2 separate regions of the Homo sapiens genome follow, and region 2 is linked to region 1. A link is a contact called in ENCODE Hi-C or POLR2A ChIA-PET data. All regions are on one chromosome and are shown on one strand. Each heading gives the region's core, a stretch centred on a gene start or an enhancer-like site at or near the end of the contact. The rest is flanking DNA. Distances are from core to core; before and after follow the strand shown.

What was found. Hi-C counts contacts between places; a loop is a spot of excess contacts on that map. ChIA-PET counts read pairs that join two places held with the same protein, here RNA polymerase II (POLR2A). Pooled maps may share reads with other maps.
Region 2: a loop to region 1 is called in a map of GM12878, with 3 times the contacts of the local background. The contact joins the promoter of ITPRIP here to the enhancer-like site in region 1. A Hi-C loop is called at or near these places in 1 of 168 maps with a recorded cell type or tissue (GM12878), 14 of 37 single-sample maps with no recorded cell type and 8 of 50 pooled maps. POLR2A ChIA-PET finds 5 or more read pairs at or near these places in 1 of 52 experiments (activated CD4-positive, alpha-beta T cell).

Annotation. Positions count from the first base shown.
Region 1 is chr10:103,694,491-103,699,081 of GRCh38, forward strand. The region is part of intron 5 of SH3PXD2A (SH3 and PX domains 2A); the gene reads right to left. Among named protein-coding and RNA genes, the nearest start is that of SH3PXD2A-AS1, 50 kb to the right of the region's middle. RefSeq lists enhancers at 1,220-1,966, 1,531-1,640, 2,076-2,220, a silencer at 1,851-1,910 and a cis regulatory region at 2,143-2,153. Within about 2 kb of position 2,146, at least 18 of the 41 ENCODE cell types and tissues checked have a DNase peak (open chromatin) inside an H3K27ac peak, as active enhancers do.
Region 2 is chr10:104,336,330-104,340,920 of GRCh38, forward strand. ITPRIP (inositol 1,4,5-trisphosphate receptor interacting protein) reads right to left here and starts at 2,136. Exons shown (of 2, transcript NM_001272013.2): 1 at 1,917-2,136. It also overlaps a transcript of CFAP58 not described here. RefSeq lists enhancers at 814-1,013, 3,762-4,056 and a cis regulatory region at 3,279-4,591.

The DNA of each region.
Region 1 (4,591 bases), core at 896-3,395:
GACCTTTCCCAAAACTTAGAACCCACTTAATCAGAATGCTGGGGGCAAGGTCCAGGAAATCTGCATTTCTGACTCTCTCCCCTTCCTTCCCCATCTTGTTTGAGAACCCCCTTGGTATTCCATGTCTCCTTCAATCCTCTCACCCACACTAAGAGGAAGGTCCTATCATCCTAATCCATTTTATAGATTAGGAAACAGAGGTTCAGCCATTGCCGAAGGTTGCCCAATCTGGGGAAGGGCTGTGGTTTATAAGCCCACTGGAAGGAATAAAAACTGCAGCGTGGATGGTGTGGAGGAGAATCTGGGAAACCGTTGCCTTGGAAAGGGACTACAGAAAGGTGGGAGAGCTTCCATTTGCCCCCTCCCCTGGCTCCCACCAGTCAGTCCAGGGAAGGCCTTAACAAAGGCATGCTTGCCCCCCTTGCAGAAGGAAGACTGGGCAGAGACTGAGTCCTAGCTGTGCCCCCCAAAAGCTCAACTGTGCAGGGAATTCCTGAGAGGAGGAGGAGAGTATTAGATCGTAGCTGTGTCCTGCCCAGAAGACTTTCCACTCCCAAGGAGGAAATTAGCTTTTCAGGCCTTTTCACTGAGGGCTACTGGGGAAGGGCAGGGAGTGAGGGCACTGAGGAGCTACCCTCTGCTGTCCCACAATTTTCCTGCTGGTCCTGGCAGGAGAAGCCCAGGACTGATGGCCCACTGACCATCCCCCTGGCTGCCAGTAGCCCAGGCAGGGGTGGCTGCCTCACAGGAATGGCTGCCTTCTCCAGCTCTGAGCAGGTTGAGGCTACCCAGGCTGTTCCTATGAGACAGGGAGTTTGAGACCAGCCTAGGCAACATAGTGAGACCCCCTATCTCTACCAAAAATAAATTAGCTAGGCATGGTAGCAAGCACTTGTACTCCCAGCCACAAGGGAGGCTGAGGTGGGAGGATTGCTTGAAGCCCAGGAGGTCAAGACTGCAGTGGGCTGTGGTGGTGCCACTGCACTCCAGCCTGAGTGACAAGTGAGACTCTGTCTCAAAAAGAAAAAAAAAAAAAAAAGAGTGGGGAAGACACAAAACTCACATGCTTGGAGGGCCTCCTTTGTGCCAGGCCCTGGTTGGTGATTCTCAGCCTGCTATTCAATGGAATCATCTAGAAAGTGGTTAAAATTCAGATGCAGGGCCCCACCCCAACCTACTGCATGGTCTGCATCTCCAACAAACTCCCCTGGGGATTCTGAGGCTGCTCCAGTGTTGCATAATCTCCATCAGGCCTCCAGCCACCCCTAAGAAACATTTATGCTCAGTAAGAACAACGTGCTTGTAGTGCTGAAGGAGCCTCTAGAAAATATCTCTTGGCCTGCCTGTCCTTCAGCCAGAGTTCAGAGTCCTCCCCACCGAGGACTTCCGGGTCCCTCCCTGCAGGGGGTGTGGGCTCTCCTCTTGCAGGTGAGAAGACCAAAGCTTAGAGAAGCCGGACAACTTCCTCAAGGCCATAGTGAGTGGGTGAGACCAGGACTGGGGACCAGAAAACCCAGGCCTTGCTCTGAGGCTCAAGACAAATGCCCACTTACCACCCCTTCCTGGAGTAGTGGATGCAGGAGTAGAAGGCAGAGCCCAGAGGGCCTGATCAGCACATGGGGTTAATGGGGTGGAGGCTGAGGTCCTGGCAGTGGGGGTCACCAGGCTGTGACTGAATGGTGGGAACGAAGAGGAATCCTGAATCCTTCAGGGTGTCTGGCCTGCCCGAGCAGGCGCTGCCCTAATAGGAGACCTTCTGGAAGTTTCCAGTTGGGCATCCTTTAGCAAAGCCATTTCATATTTTTAGCTGCTGAATAGGGTGATAAGCAGTTTAGGTATCCAGTGGCTGGGACTCTCCCATCCCTCACATACGAGGGCAAGACGCAAAGGCAGGGATCCCCCTTCACACCATGACCACTTCCCACTGCCCTATAACCAGTTCCAGTCTGGCAGGACAGCAGGGCCCTCTGCTGGGGCTCAGTTCCCTAACAACTCAAGAACCCCCCCTCTTCCCATCAGTCCCCTTCTCCAATCCACACTCCGTCCTTGCTCCAAGTCTTGCCCTGAGCTGGTGCTGACAGCCCCCACCCTGCCGGTGACTCCACTCCTGGTAGGTCACAGTCTAGCCTGCTTCCGACTTGCTGCTGAATCATATCGGCCAGGGAGCCACAGGAAGAAGAGGAGGGGAGGAAGGGCGGGGCTAGCATCTCCCTCTAGCGTTGCCAGAGGCTAATGTAATTGAAAAGGCCTCCCAAGCTGTGTCCTAAAACAGCTCCCATCAGACCACTCAGCCATTCATTCTCTGCAGCTGGTCCAGGGGTGACTCAAACCACAGGTACAGTGACCCACAGTCCCAGGAAAACAGGGACATGGGACTTTCAGGGCTCAAACTGGACAAACTGGGATGGGTGATCTCCTGTGGTCCACAGGTCTGGCCTGGCTGGGAAAGAGGGGTGGAGTTCCTCCAACCAGCACTCCATCCCTCCCCATCTAAACAAGGACTCCTGGGGCCTCTACTCCCACCCCGCCCCATCCCCGGGTGATACGGTTCCTCTCTTGGCCCCTCCCCATAGGATGATGCAAGCTATGTTTGGATGAGCAGGTTCTGGAGACGGAGGCCTCCAGTTCAAATCCCTGCTGCTTGCAGTGGGGGCAGGGGGGTGCCCTTGATCTACTTTCTTGGCCTCTTGAGCCTCTACTTCTCTATCTGTAGAACGAGGACAATAATAGCACCAAACCCCTGGGGTTTGGGGAAGATGCAATGTACAGTGTGTAGAAAGGGCTTCGCACAGTGGCCGGCACAGAAACTGCTATAAATTGTCTTTGTTGTTATTCTTTCATACCTGGGCCCATCTGACCCACCTCAGTTGCTACACAGGTGGCAAAGACCTGTTTAAACCTGGGTCCTACAGAGCCCCTGAAACAAAAGGAGCTTCTCCTTAAGGACCTCACCACGATGCTGGCAGACAGTGCCAGGCAGGTGTGATTCCAGCCCCACTTTCAGAGTTTTGGGCTTTCGCAAATGCCAGAACAACCACTGGTCTCTGTCTAGCGCCGAGCACCAGGAAGTGTGTTCATCCCTGACCCACAGGAATGGACGCACGCCTCTGGACCCCTCTATTAGGACACATTTAACCTCCCAAGGAGTGGCCAACTCTCAGAGCCCCAAAACCAAGAGATGTAAAGGGCTTGCATTTTTATGCTAATGTAGACCCGAAAGGGTTTTTCTTTTTTCCTTTCATTTTATCTTGGCCAGACACGCTGTGCTCCCTCCCCGGATGCTCTAGTGAAATGGCTGGTGTTGGAGACTGCACAGGGAGAGGCTGGTGGGGGCAGGAAAGGCACTGAACAATTCACATGTGTTGTTCCCCTGTTTTGACACATGGCTCCCCACACTCTGCCTTCCCCTTGAAAACTCCCAGGATTTATTCTTTGGTGTTCTGAAGTAGGCAGAGCAGGTGCTCACCCATTTCATGGATGAGGAGATTGAGGTCTGAGGCTTCAGTGGCTGGCCCAGGCTCCTGAAGCTAAACAGACAGCCCTGACCCACAATGCTCCAAAGGGGCCACGCTGAGGCCCACTAGGGATTTGGCCACAAGGAGAGGTCACACCAGCAGCGGGCAGCAGGCCCTCGCTGGGGAATGGAGATTGCCATCCTGCCGTTCAGAGTTCCCAGAGTGAGAGGTGAAGCCAGGAAGAGCCACTGAGGCACGGGAGAGAGAGGAAAGGGGGCTGGGCCTGGCTGGGCCGGCTCTGTGGAAGGGTGCTGAGTACCTGCCAGGTGGAGTTCTGCTGAATGCTGCAGGGTTGTACCCTCCACTGCCCGCCACACCCCTCACCACTCTCCCTCCCACTGGCAAGTGCCTTGGCAGAGAAGGACACACACACAAACTTCCAGCCTGATGTTCTCACCCTTCTGTCTGCCAGCTGACATTGGCTGCTGGGCCCAGGATGCCTGTCTGCGGGGCCTACAGCCACTGGGAACTGCTCAAGAGGCCGGCTGGGCTGCCAGACAGCTGACTTGGGGGTGACCTTCAGAGCCCAGCAGTCACTGGGGACATGGGCACTATCTAGAATATGAGGGCTGGAGAAGATGCAACCTTGGCCAGGGGAGTGACGTGGGGCTCTTGAGGTACATAATGATTTTGACTGCTGTTATCAACCTAAAAGCACTTTTTAAGCTCTCGCTGTAGGCAACCTCATTAAGGCCTGTGCAGGCAGGCAGAAGAGATATATGTGACATAAGTCCAACGAGAAAGCCAACATTCTCAGACAATCCACGCTGAGAATTACAGGAGGGGTTACACTCAGTGCAGAGAAAAGAGAGGTCCTGGGGGCTACAGAACATCCCAGGTAGCTTCCTGGAGGAGGAGGCCTTAAAGGACAAGGGGGTTTGGATCCATAGAGGGATGCAGGGGGAAAGCTCTACAAGCAGGAGCAAGCAGCTCCAAACAGTTGTGGACTGGGCAGTGAGGGTAGTGGGTGGACGGGCCAGGAAAGGCAAGGCTGAGCAGGGCTTTGATGTCTGGCTGTGAAATCCAGAAGTTTGCAGAATTGGGGAGTGATTTGGTCAGATCCTGGCTGGAGGAAA
Region 2 (4,591 bases), core at 886-3,385, 640 kb after region 1:
CTCCCAGAACACTTGGAGCACCCACCCCTTCCAAGCAGATTCTCCATTAAAGCCCCACAGGCTGCCGTGCCACCTCAACCCTACTGGGGCAGACTCTCAACTCGAAACATGGAACCTGAGTCTTGGACTCTGAAAGCACCTTCTCCTGCCCAGTTATTTTTTTTTGGGGGGGGGGGGGCAGCGGGGCATTGGGGGGTAGGTTAAAGACAGGGTCTGAACTCTGTCACCCGGATGGAGTGCAGTGGCACGATCCTAGCTCCAACCAAGTGATCCCAACCAAGTGATCCCAGCTCTAAGCCTGGAACTCCTGGGTTCAAGCAATCCTCCCACCTCAGCCTCCCAAAGCTCTGGGAAGACAGGCAGCCACCCAGCCCAGACTCTTTCCTAACTGTTGATGGCTACCTGTCTCTGCTGATAGCTGTGAAAGGAAAATACAACCTTAGGACCCCAAGCTCAGGATGCCAAAGGGAAAAGTTAAGCTTGGGAACTCAGTCATGCAAAAAACAAAACCGAAAACAAAACTGCATTCCTTTTGTTGCCAAACAGATAGCTATAATTTCACATGCTTACTTTATCTTACGTAAAATGTAGATTTACTGAGCATGAGAAGAATGCACCCAGGGAGAGCAGAGAGTCAGTATAACTACTTCATGGTTACCCACAAGTGGAGAAAATCCGAAGGCAGAATGGCCCAGAGCAGCCGCAACATACAGGGAATTAGCAAACAATGAAAGCCACTTAGGCACGAGGGCTGGAGGGAGGACTCAAAAACACAGCCTATTCTGTTTTCGTAAGGAGGAAAGACAGTAATCCACTTTTCTGATACTCTATTTTCAGGGCTCACCTGGGCCTAAAACTGCACCAACCACAGATGAACTTTAGCTGGCAGTCAGATAGACTCGGTTTGTAAAAGGCAAGAGCACTGGGTCATATCCAAAAAAAGAACAAGAAAATAGACCGCGACCCCGATTTAGATCCAAAAGACCAGAGTCCAGATTGCGACCAATATCTGGTACTCTACTGTTTGTGAAATGAGACCAGTATCTGGTACTCTACTAGTTGTGAAAGGGTGCTTTTCTCATACCAGCAGAGGGGCAAAAGGCAAAATGAGGCCCCTGCCTGGTTCCGTAAAATATTTTACCTTCCTGGTCGGTGGCTTTTTTTTTCTTTTTCTTTTTCTTTTTTTAAGAGAAAGCGTTTTGGATGGGGAGTCCCGCCCCGGGAGTCTTCACCAGGCGGCCAGAATGGCAAAGTCACAGGGATGGGGTTGAGGGTGGGGTTAGGGGTGAAGGGGCAGAGAGTTATTTGCAGCCCAAGAGCAAGTCTGCACAGCGTGAGGTCTGGCCCACTAATAGTCCCGAAAGAGGAAGCGGCGGGGATTTTATCCGGCCTGAAGCAGCCCCATAACTTCACTACCATGAACCGAGAAAAAAAAACTTCACGCCTATTCCTCCCTTACAGGAAGGGAGGGAAGGGGAAGGGGAAAAGGGGGCAGCAAATGAGCAGGGCGAACCGGCTTTTCTTTCTTCGGTAGCGCTCTGCTCAGATGTGAGAAGTAACGGGTCACCTGGCCACTAGGAACAAAAATGTGGTCCCGCTCTGGGCTCCGAGGCTGCGCGCGCCTCGAGGAGGAGCTGCCCGCAGCCCTGGCTGGAGCGAGCGCCCGGGACGCATCCCCCGACGCGGCGGGAACAGGATGCGGGACCGCGAGGAGACAATACGCCCGCCTGGGCACGCGCGCTTTAAGGGAAGGGGGTCTCCAAAGTCAGCCCCCACCCGGGAGGAGCAGGCGCCCGCGCTCCCCACACCCTCCTGCGCCCCCTCTGTCGGCAGCCATCTCCGACACAGCTCCTCCGAGCTCGCGCTCTCCATCGCGCCCTTCTTCCTTCAGCACACTAGGCTGCCCTGGGACTTACGATTGGCTTGGGTCCCCGGTCCCGGTCCCCGCCGCGGGAGGACGGCTCCAGCACAGGCTTTGCGCGCAGGTCGAGGGCCGAGGCGCCGCTGCTTGCAGGCGGCTGCGGTGGAGCTTGCGGCCCGGCACTTAGAGGGGCGCGGGCGGCGATGCCCCCGCTGGCTCCCACCTTCTGGCCTGCAGCGGCCGGCTCTACTGAACTTCAGAGTTACTCATTTCCTGGATGTCACAAAAACTTTTTCCTCCTTATAAGAACAAAACACCCGCCTCTACCCGCGGCCCCGGAAGCTCCTTAAGGAGGACCGTGTGGGTTTCGGTGGTTGGGCCCAGGATCCGCCGGGAAGACCTTCCCAGTGAGCCCCCAGAAACTTCCCCGGCACGGCAGAACTGGAGAGTGACTGGGAGAGACGGAATCAGGCCAGTGGAGTAAACTGGAGCGAGTGGACAGGGGCGCGGGGAGGACGCCCTTAAAAGTCGTCCTAAGCCGCGGAGCGGAAGGGGTTAAGTCCTTACCAGTCGGGGAGAGTTTTCTGCGGCGCGTTTTACAAGTGGCGGAATTCCTGGGGCCACCTATTTAGTCTCTTGGAGGAAAATATAACTCTAGACAAAACGCCAGCCTTTTTCTCTTTTGCAGCTTGAAAGGATTAAAATAGCTTACTACCGTTTTTTTTTTTTTTTGAGAAGGAGTTTCGCTCTTGTTGCCCAGGCTGGAGTGCAATGGTGGCGCTATCTCGGCTCACCGCAACCTCCGCCTCCCGGGTTCGAGCGATTCTCCTGCCTCAGCCTCCCGAGTAGCTGGGATTACAGGCATGTGCCACCACGCCCGGCTAATTTTGTATTTTTAGTAGAGAAGGTGTTTCTCCATGTTGGTCAGGCTGGTCTCGAACTCCCTTCTCGGCCTTCCGAAGCGCCTGGGATTACAGGCGTGAGCCACCGCGCCCGACTTTTATGATAATCAAATGCATGGTTGCTTTTCTCCGGGATTAACCGGGCACAAAGGAGAACAGTGACCGGATACTGTACGGGACAGGCGCGGTAGTTTCTGGTTACTGTTGTGACGGTAGATCAAGTGTTACTACCCCTATGTTAGAAACGAGAGAACTGAGGCCTGGAGGAGCAGCAGCAGCGTTCTGGTCGAGCTTAATAGTTTATGAAATCCATAACTTCTATTGTCTTCCCTTTGACCTGCCCAAATCCTACCATCAGTACAAAAGGCAGAGCAGGGTTTGAATGAATTCTCCATTAAGCGGCTTTGGGGGCACCAAATGCCAGTGAAGGCACATTGGGGAAATTGGAACACAGTGTCCAAAATGATCACCATTGCTACTGCTATTTGGTCTTAGATCACCTTTTTTTCGTCTTTTCCTTTAACACTCGCCTGGAAGACTTTTTGGCTGAGTCTGAAAGATAAACAGGCAATGAGAAAATGTTCTAAAAATAGACTCCCTGGCCCTTGGCCCAGGGTACTTTTGTTTTCAAGTTTCTACTGCTGCTCAAATTCTTTCCTTACGTAAGAGGTTATGGCAGAATTTTGGGGGCCAGTATGTGTGTTGGAGGTGGTGGGGGCGATCTGGGGAAACGGTCTTGAAAGAGCTGTATTTCCAAAATGTCTAGAAGTTGGTCCGGTGGGTTACTCACACCCTCCGCAAAGCAGGTGGGGGAAATTTCTGTGAAGTAAGAGCGCTGGGCTGAGCTTTGTCATCCTTGGGCTAAGAGTTCAGCGTTGTGCTGGAATGCCAAGGTTAGTGCTTGAATGCCCTCTGGGATTGTCATCCCGTCTGCAAAGTTGTTTCAGCAATTTCTAACCAGCCATGTATATTTATATAAGGAATATTTATTATATTTGTTTTGCTTTTAACCTGATGATTTCACCTTCTGTGTTCTGATTGGTTCCTGTCTGTTCTAAGGTCCACCCTTCTACCTGGCTTGTAAGTCGTTCATGAACTGGCCTCTGCTTATCTCACCAGCCTCATATCTCACTCTGTGTCCCACACAAAACTCCTTGCAGTTCTTGGAACCTGTGCTTCCCAGAACGTGATATGCTCTTTGATATGCTGTTTGCATGATATGCTTTTTCTCTCCCCTTGGATATTCATATGTACTCTACTTTCTGCCTGCCACAGCCACCCCACCTCCTCCTCCAAACTGTCACCCCAGTGCACATGCATGTTATTTTGCCCGACTAATTGTATGCTCAGTCTTCCTGTCTCAGAACAGGCAGTTACTCCTTCAGGAAGTCTTCCTGGAACCCTCATGTCTGGATTGGACACCCCTCCTGTCGTTTCTACAGAACACTGTGCTAACTCGAGAAATGTTTTTTAAAAGATAGGAAAGTACAAAGATTCAAGTTATGGGAACTTGAGGAGTCAAGAAGTCAGGGAACTCCTGCTTCGAACAGTGAAAGGCTGAATAAAATATATCAACAACGGAAGGGAAGAAAGGGGGTCTCCAGGTGTGAGATAGGTCAAGGGAACTCAAAAGCATGACATGAATATAAGCCCAAATGACTAAGGACCAGGGGTGAGTACCCACTCAGGGATTGGGGTTAGTATCTATTCAGGCCTTGAGTTCTATAAAGACAGGGATCTGGACTTGAGATCTCTGCCTAAGGCTGGAACCCTGGAAAGGCTGCCCTTTAGTAAGAGGAGGATAGAAAAAAGCCCTCTCCCCATTGGC